Regions from separate parts of the Homo sapiens genome. Here region 2 is linked to region 1. Evidence: chromatin contacts called from ENCODE Hi-C or POLR2A ChIA-PET data. All regions are on one chromosome and are shown on one strand. The core of a region is the stretch at or near the end of the contact, and the rest is flanking DNA. Distances in the headings are between cores, read along the strand shown. Region 1 holds the start of STX18-IT1 (STX18 intronic transcript 1). Region 2 overlaps LOC124900165.

Region 1 (3,748 bases), core at 933-3,432:
TCCAGGATCAGCCAGGCTCTGGCTCCTTCATTAGGCTAATACTTAACCAAACAAGTTATTTAAACTCCATTCTAAAACTACAGGCATTCATCTGACTCATCCCATTCTTTCTCCAAAGATAAATCAAGTTTACTTTTTAACTAGCTATATTTTAATGACGCTAATTTCCTAGATCATCAAGACATTGAAATTCTCCATAAAACCCATCTACCATAAAACCAAATTCATTATAAAACAGCAGTATGGTCCCTACATGAGATGCATTTGACAGGGGGAAAAAAAGACTCTCTTACATTATCTGCTCTTATACACATAAAGGTTTTACTAGGAAACACCAAACAAAACAACACAGCATCCCAATAGGCAAACAGGTCTCCTGTGAGAGCTGGTCCTATCAGTGGATCTACACAGTTGACATGGACTCAACACCAGGAACTACTAACATGGATGAAAGTCCCATAAGCATATTACCTAGTGGGGAAAAACTGAGACAAAACAGAGGTTGCCCAAAGCATGTATGGTGTGACCCATATGCGTGAAACATAGGAAATGCACACCTAGAGCTGTATACATACATAGAGGGGAATCTAAAAGACTGCTCGGCAAGGTATCAATGATTGTAGGTGGTAAGATTTGGAGACTGCTTTCTTCTTCATACTTTTTGCACTTTAAAATTTTTCTACAGTTACTACGTAAAATCCTTATAATCAGATAAAACATGTTATTAAACAATCAAAAAGGGTGAATCTTCCCACATACTTCCTTGACTAAAACTGTACATTACCTTCCCCTTTAACCCAGGATAAGCCCACATCCTCATGCCCAAGGCCCGCCAGTGCCCTACGCTCTGCTGCTGTCTCCAGACGCAAAGCCCTCCCTGCTTCCCAATCCTGTCTTCTGACTCACTCCTATGCGTGAGGCTCTGCTCAGGTGTCACACCTCCTAAAGGCTTCCCTGCTAACTCGAGGCCAGGTTAAGGATCCATCTTGCAAATACATCCCTTGCAGAGATGTCACCATCTTCTGAGTTTTGAATTGTTTTCATGTCTCCCTGACATAAGCTGCTGAGGCGTCTGCCTAGCCCAAAGTGGCTCCTCAATAACTATTTAATGCTCCACATGGGATTTTCTTTTTTTAAAAAACTTTTTGAATTGATTTTCTATCCCCTTCAAGAATCAGTAATAGGGTACAATAAACTCCAAACATACTAAGGCAGCCACATACTTCCCATTATCCACTAGATGGCAACACAAGTATTAGAGCAGCAGTAATAACAGGACCTCTCAAAAACAGCAGTTTTTTCCCAAGGACTTTAAAAATTTCTCTGATTCTTTTGATCTGGAATCAAAGGATTAATAAAGGTTCACCATTCTGTGCAGGAGGAAGCTGAAATGAGATTGTTTTTAAGCATACATATGCACTACAGATGAGTTGAGTCCAGGAATATTCTGAAACACTGCACTCTAGGCAGATTCCACACAAAGGGAGCTCTGGGAGCATGGCTGCCAGCTGCCATCCCAGGCGGCAGGCCCAGCTTTGTTTTTATGTGTCACCCACAGAACAGCCTTGCTAGCTGTTCCTTCGTGGGTGTTTTGTGAATTACCCAAAGCACGATATACTGTACAACAAAAACCCTGGTACAAAATGATGGGATTCTTCTCAAAGAGCGACCGCATTCTGACTGTGGGGAGAGTTCAAAGCAGTCGGCAAGTGTCCTTTGCTGATCACAGCAGTGGTTTGACTTGCAAACCCCCTCACCCTTCCCAGGATGATAGAAATTCTGTTCTGCTGGCACTCACAACACTTCCAACAAAGACCTGATTGATTATGGAACACTAAGTACTGATTTGCATAATTTGCCTCTGCAAGAAACAAGCATTGTTCAAGATTAAAGAGACTCCAGTAGGTCCCTCTGGCATATTGTAAAAAGGTCCCTGTAACACAAAATCATTATTTTTTTTTCATTCAATCAGTGGACACAGCTTGCTGTTCAGTTAGTATGCAGCCAAAGGCACAGCCAGAAAAACCACTGCTGTATGTTTGCCAACTACTGACAAGTTAAAGTGATTTTTCACAAGGATCATGTACCCAAGTTTAATTTGGAGCCCACTGACTAAATTCCGAGTCTAACTCCTTTCACTCTTAATTGAAAAATGCATCAATAGCAATTACTAAGTCAGAGCTAAAAGTTCAGAACTAACACACCTCTGGAGCATGTTGACCTGCTGATGTCACAGTGGGGACTGTCTGAGTCCTATCCCTGTGCAAAAGAAGCTCCCCAGTGACCAATCACCCACAAAAGAGGCTAGCACAGCCACAGACATTCCACTGTGCTCAGGACCACAGCAGCGAGTTTGTTGAGGGAATACATAAAGGAACTGTTCCTTTCTCGCTTTCTTCTTTTCTTTCAGCAGTTGTTGAGTAAGCAACTCCTGTCACTTTCCCCCAATTCCTACTGAGGGGGACACTCTTCACCAGGCCTCACCAAACTCGGATGGCTCTCCTCCCTGCTCCTGCCTCCTCCTTCCTTGTCCCCTCCTGAAGCACTAGCCTCCCTCGGGTTCCAGAACACCACTGTCTCTAGGTTCTTTTCTAAAACCTATAACTCCTTTTCTTCACCTTCATTCATTCCCTCTCTGCCTTTGTTAATCTCTGAAACTTCTTGTAAGTTCAGCCCTTGGCTCTTTCTTTACATGTTCTTGCTAAGCTCACTCATTCCAATCCATAGCTTTATTTACTGTCTACATGAATTGTCCACCCAGCCGCTGCCTCCCTCCTGTGTTCAAGCTGAGTGTATCCAAATGCTTTTTAGATACTGCCACTGTGTGTCCCACTGACGCCTCAAAAGCAATATGTCCCAACGGTATCCTCATGCAGCCACTCACACCCTCTGGCTTACTCCTAGTCCCTCCTGTTCTGACGGCCCCAAAGAGAAAGTCTTCATCCTTTCTAGATTCCAAGTTAGAACACCTTGGCCATTTTACACTCTTCTCTCTTTTTCACCCTACAAATGAAATTGGTCAGTCAGTCCCATCCACTCACCTTGTTAAACACTGGCTAAAGGAGCCAGCTCCATCTACCAGCTTCTGTTCCTGCACTTCCTGCAACCACCTGCGTGCCAGACCACAGAGCCTTTCCTTAAGCAAGCCTCCTCTTCTCTGCCCTGCACTCTGGCACCTGCTTCTCTCTGCCCAGAATGTCTTCATTCCCATCACTCAACTTCTACTCAAAATTGCAGGCCCAAGGAGGCTTTAAAATATAGTATTCTGGGTTCACTTTCCACCTTCCTTGAGGCAAGCTGTAAGTGATAAATGTTAGCTGAATATATCAAGTTCTTTATTCCATCAGTCTGGAAATCTTACCAGAAAAAATAAATAAGGCCATCTTAACCTAGGAAAAGTATAATCAATAGCTAAATAACCTATTGCTAAGAACCAATACTAATCTTACGGGACTGCGGCTTCCAGAATTCAGCATATGTCTTTTTAGAGACAGAAGGAGAGAAAACATGTGCACAAAAGAGGAGACTGACTTTTCTAGATCCAACCTTCTTACTGCAGAGAGTCTCAAGTAACAGACAATGAGGCTGGTTAACAGGGGGGCATGGGTGGTTAACACTAGGTAGGTGGATTTAGCAGTCTAATTTCTCATATTAGCAACTAACTTTCTAACAACCTGGAACGTATAGCTTCCTTTCTAATATTAAGCCCCTATCATCTTTAAAGAAACCCAGAAATTAAAAAAAACAA
Region 2 (3,748 bases), core at 652-3,151, 180 kb after region 1:
CTTCCTCCTTCCAGGTGTCTGGAATGCAGATGTGATGTCTGGAACTCTAGCAGCTCTCTTGTATCCTGAGAGGACTTTGGGTCTGGAAGCCACATGCTAAGCTGGGGGGACAGCATGATGGAAAGAGTCTGGGTCCTGAACTTTCACATGTGTCTTCCATGTGGTCTTCATGAGATAGTGGGTATCGTCGCCTGCACTTTACAGATGAAGAAACTGAAGGAGAGAGAGCCAAGATTCCTACCCCCAGAAAGGCCGAGATTCAAACCCATTCTGTCTTATGTCAGAACTCCTGCTTGTATCAGTTGGAATTCTGTTTGGAAAAGTAGGTTTATTTTTCTCATGTAACAGGAAACCCGAAGGCAGGTGATTGCTGGTGTTGATTTAGCAGTTCAAGGGAGTAGGACTGACATGTCTGTTTTTCTCTTCACTGTTTTCTCTTGGTTGCAAGATGGCTACTGCTGCTCTGACCATGACATTCCTGTTCAAGGAAGAAAGAAAGGGGAACAGGGGCAGTACCAGCAACATGTGAACCCTTTCACTGAAAAAGTCAAAGCTTTCCAGAATCTGCTAAAGGCTTCTGCTTAGCCCAGCATGGCAGATTGTATTTTCCAAAGATGGTGCCAGCGATATTTCCCATTACACACGCTCTTCTGCAAGGTGCCCTTGCCACTCCCTCATCGAGAGGTAGGGGCTGGGCTGAGAGCGGTGGCTCATGCCTGTAATCCCAGCACTTTGGGAGGCTGAGGCAGGTGGATCACCTGAGGTCAGGAGATGGAAACCAGCCTGGCCAACATGGTGAAAACCTGTATATACTAAAAATACAAAAATTAGCTGGGTGTGATGGTAGGCACTTGTAATCTCAGTTACTTGGGAGGCTGAGGCAGGAGAATCGCTTGAGCCCAGGAGGCAGAAGTTACAATGAGCAGAGATCATGCCACTGCACTTCAGCCTGGGCAACATAGTGAAACTCTGTCTCAAAAAAAAAAAAAAAGGTAGGGGTTGTTTCTCCACTGTCTTGAACTTGGGAAGATCCTATGACTACATAGAACACAACGGAATTGCCTGTGCACAGCTCCAGGTGTGGCCCATAACTGGCTAGGAGCTTCCACCTCCTCCCTCCGCTCTGCAAGAAGTCAGATAACTCAGAGGCTGCCATGTTAGGAGAAACTCTGGAGGAGGAAAAGGCACCTGGAGAGATGGGGGAGCTCAGGGGTTCTGAGGCTCCAGACATGAGGTGAGGCCATCCTGGAGGTGGGTCCTTCAGCCCCAGCCACCTTAACTGGGCCCATGTAGAGCAGAGACAGCCACCCAGCTGGCTCTTCCCGATTGCCTGACCCACAAAACCATCAGCAAAATACAGAAGTTGTCCTAGGCTCCTAAGTTAAGAGGTGTTTGGTTGGACAGGGATAGGTAACTAGAACCTCCATAGTGGCCGAAAGATAACTGGCAGCAGTAGATCACTGGAACCTCCACTTGGCCATGCCTGACCTAAAAGGAGGTTAAGAAAACAAATGTTTAGTTTTTCCAGCCCCAAGATACATGGAGGTAAAGGAGAGGCTCCTCCCACCAGGCGCCCCTGGTTCTCTTTACTTTTGTGATTGAACCAAATAAAAACATCCACCACGCATTGGGCCCTATGTGTCAGGCACACGCAGCTTCTTTCACAAGGCAGGCGGTATTTATGGCTCCCATTTTGCATATGGTAATTACCCAGATTGTCCAGCTAGGAAGAGTTTGAGCCTGGCTTTGGACCCATGAAGGTCAACGCCTTACCCACCTGCTTTGTGGCTATAGCTATAGTGGAGAGTGAGTAGGTTAACAGCTTGGAGAACAGCGTTTTTGGTAGAAGGAACAGCCAGCCAGAGCAAGGATACACAGAATGATGACACAGCGAGGCTGGGGAGGGAACAGGGGTTGTGCAGGATGTGAGTCAGAGACCAGGCTGTTTTGCGGCCTCAAAATCTTGGACTTGAACCTGGAGGCAGCAGGGAGCCACTTCAGGGTCCGTTTCTTTAATTAAAATATTTGAATCAACAATAGAGTCGCATGGCTCACAAACCAACAAATATACAAGGGAAATGGAAAAGTTTCCTTTTGACGTCCCCACTCCCATTTTCATTAGTCTCCCAGGTTAGTTTTCTGTGTCGCCTTTCAGAGTTTAAGTGAAACAATGGTCAGTGAAGATTCTTATTTTTCCTGTTAACACAAAATATTATGGTGTCATTCTGCACCTGGCTTTTTTTGCTTAGTGATGAAAAATTTACCCTTTAAAGTGTATATAATTCAGTGGTTTTTCAGTATGTTTACAGAGTTGTGTAACTGTGACCACTATCTCATTCTAAAATACTCTCATCACCCCAGAAAGAATCCTGACTTTCTATTTCCTTTGTTTTTTTTTTTTTTTTTTGAGATAGAGTCTCGCTCTGTTGCCCAGGCTGGAGTGCAGTGGCACAATCTTGGCTCACTGCAACCTCTGCCTCCTGGGTTCAAGGGATTCTCCTGACTCAGCCTCCCCAGTAGCCGGGATTATAGGCACCCACCACTACTCCCAACTAATTTTTGTATTTTTTTTTTTTTGAGAGAGTCTTGCTCTGTTGCCCAGGCTAGAGTAGAGTGGCACGATCTCGGCTCACTGCAACCTCCACCGCCGAAGTTCAAGCAATTCTCTGCCTCAGCCTCCCAGGTAGCTGGGATTACAGGCACCTGCCACCATGCCTGGCTAATTTTTGTATTTTTAGTAGAGACCATGTTTCACCATCTTGGCCAGGCTGGTCTTGAGCTCCTGAACTCATGATCCATGAGGATCATGGCCTCCCAAAGTGCTGGGATTACAGGCATGAACCATCGCACCCAGCCCAATTTTTGTATTTTTAGTAGAGACAGGGTTGCACCATGTTGGCTAGACTGGTCTAGAACTCCTGATCTCAAGTGATCTTCTGCCCCAGCCTCCCAAAGTGCTGGGATTACAGGTATGAGTCATCATGCCCAGCTCTTTCTATTTCCTATATTGCCCTGGCAACCATGAATCTCTTTTCTAATAGTTTATCTTGCAGATCTTTGCATATCAGAGCACAGAACACTTTTTTTTTTTTTTTTTTTTTTTTTTTTTTTTTTTTTTTTGGAGAGAGGGTCTTGCTCTCTCACCCAGACTGGAGTGCGATGGCACAATCACAGCTCCCTGCACTCTCCTTGACCTTCCTGGCTCAAGCGATCCTCCTGCTTCAGCTTTCCAAGAAGCTGAAACTACAGGTCCATGCCACCATGCCTGGCTAAGTTTTAAATTTTTGGTAGAGACAGGGATCTCCTTATATTGCTCAGGCTGGTCTTGAACTCCTAGGCTTAAGGGATTCTCCCACCTTGGCCTCCCAAAGTGCTGGAATTACAGGAGTGAGACACTACACCTACCTAGTCTTTCCTTTTTTTATTTGAGTAATAGGTAGGGTCTCAATGCACAGGTATATTGTGATTTATTCACAATCCCATAAGCATAGCTATTGGGTTATTTCTAGTTGTTCTCTGTTATACACAGCCCTGCACTGAATAGCACTGGACCACAATGGATAGCAGCATTGTGCCTGCACATAAGCAGCATAGTAGGACACGTTCCTAGATATATAATTGCTGGGTCAAGGGCTCCATGGGAATTTGCAATTTTGATATATATTTCCAAATTGCCCACCACAGGGTTGTACCACATGGACTCTCAGATATGGAGGATAGATTGGGGCCAGTGTGGCTGTGGTGGGGT

What was found. A loop is a pair of places that touch in the nucleus more often than their neighbours do. ChIA-PET counts read pairs that join two places held with the same protein, here RNA polymerase II (POLR2A). Pooled maps may share reads with other maps.
Region 2: a map of ectodermal cell shows a loop between it and region 1 (2.6-fold over the local background). The contact joins the enhancer-like site here to the promoter of STX18-IT1 in region 1. A Hi-C loop is called at or near these places in 6 of 168 maps with a recorded cell type or tissue (Caco-2, HepG2, OCI-LY7 and 3 more), 18 of 37 single-sample maps with no recorded cell type and 14 of 50 pooled maps. POLR2A ChIA-PET finds 5 or more read pairs at or near these places in 4 of 52 experiments (AG04450, HepG2, activated CD4-positive, alpha-beta T cell and 1 more).

Annotation. Positions count from the first base shown.
Region 1 is chr4:4,479,518-4,483,265 of GRCh38, forward strand. STX18-IT1 (STX18 intronic transcript 1) reads right to left here and starts at 2,183. Exons shown (of 4, transcript NR_126434.1): 1 at 2,088-2,183. The region is part of intron 1 of STX18 (syntaxin 18); the gene reads right to left.
Region 2 is chr4:4,658,275-4,662,022 of GRCh38, forward strand. All of the region lies in intron 5 of LOC124900165, which reads left to right. The region is part of intron 4 of STX18-AS1 (STX18 antisense RNA 1 (head to head)); the gene reads left to right. Among named protein-coding and RNA genes, the nearest start is that of SNORD162, 4.2 kb to the right of the region's middle. RefSeq lists an enhancer at 1,816-1,960 and a cis regulatory region at 1,883-1,893. Within about 2 kb of position 1,902, at least 5 of the 41 ENCODE cell types and tissues checked have a DNase peak (open chromatin) inside an H3K27ac peak, as active enhancers do; they include endothelial cell of umbilical vein, where a contact is called at or near this core.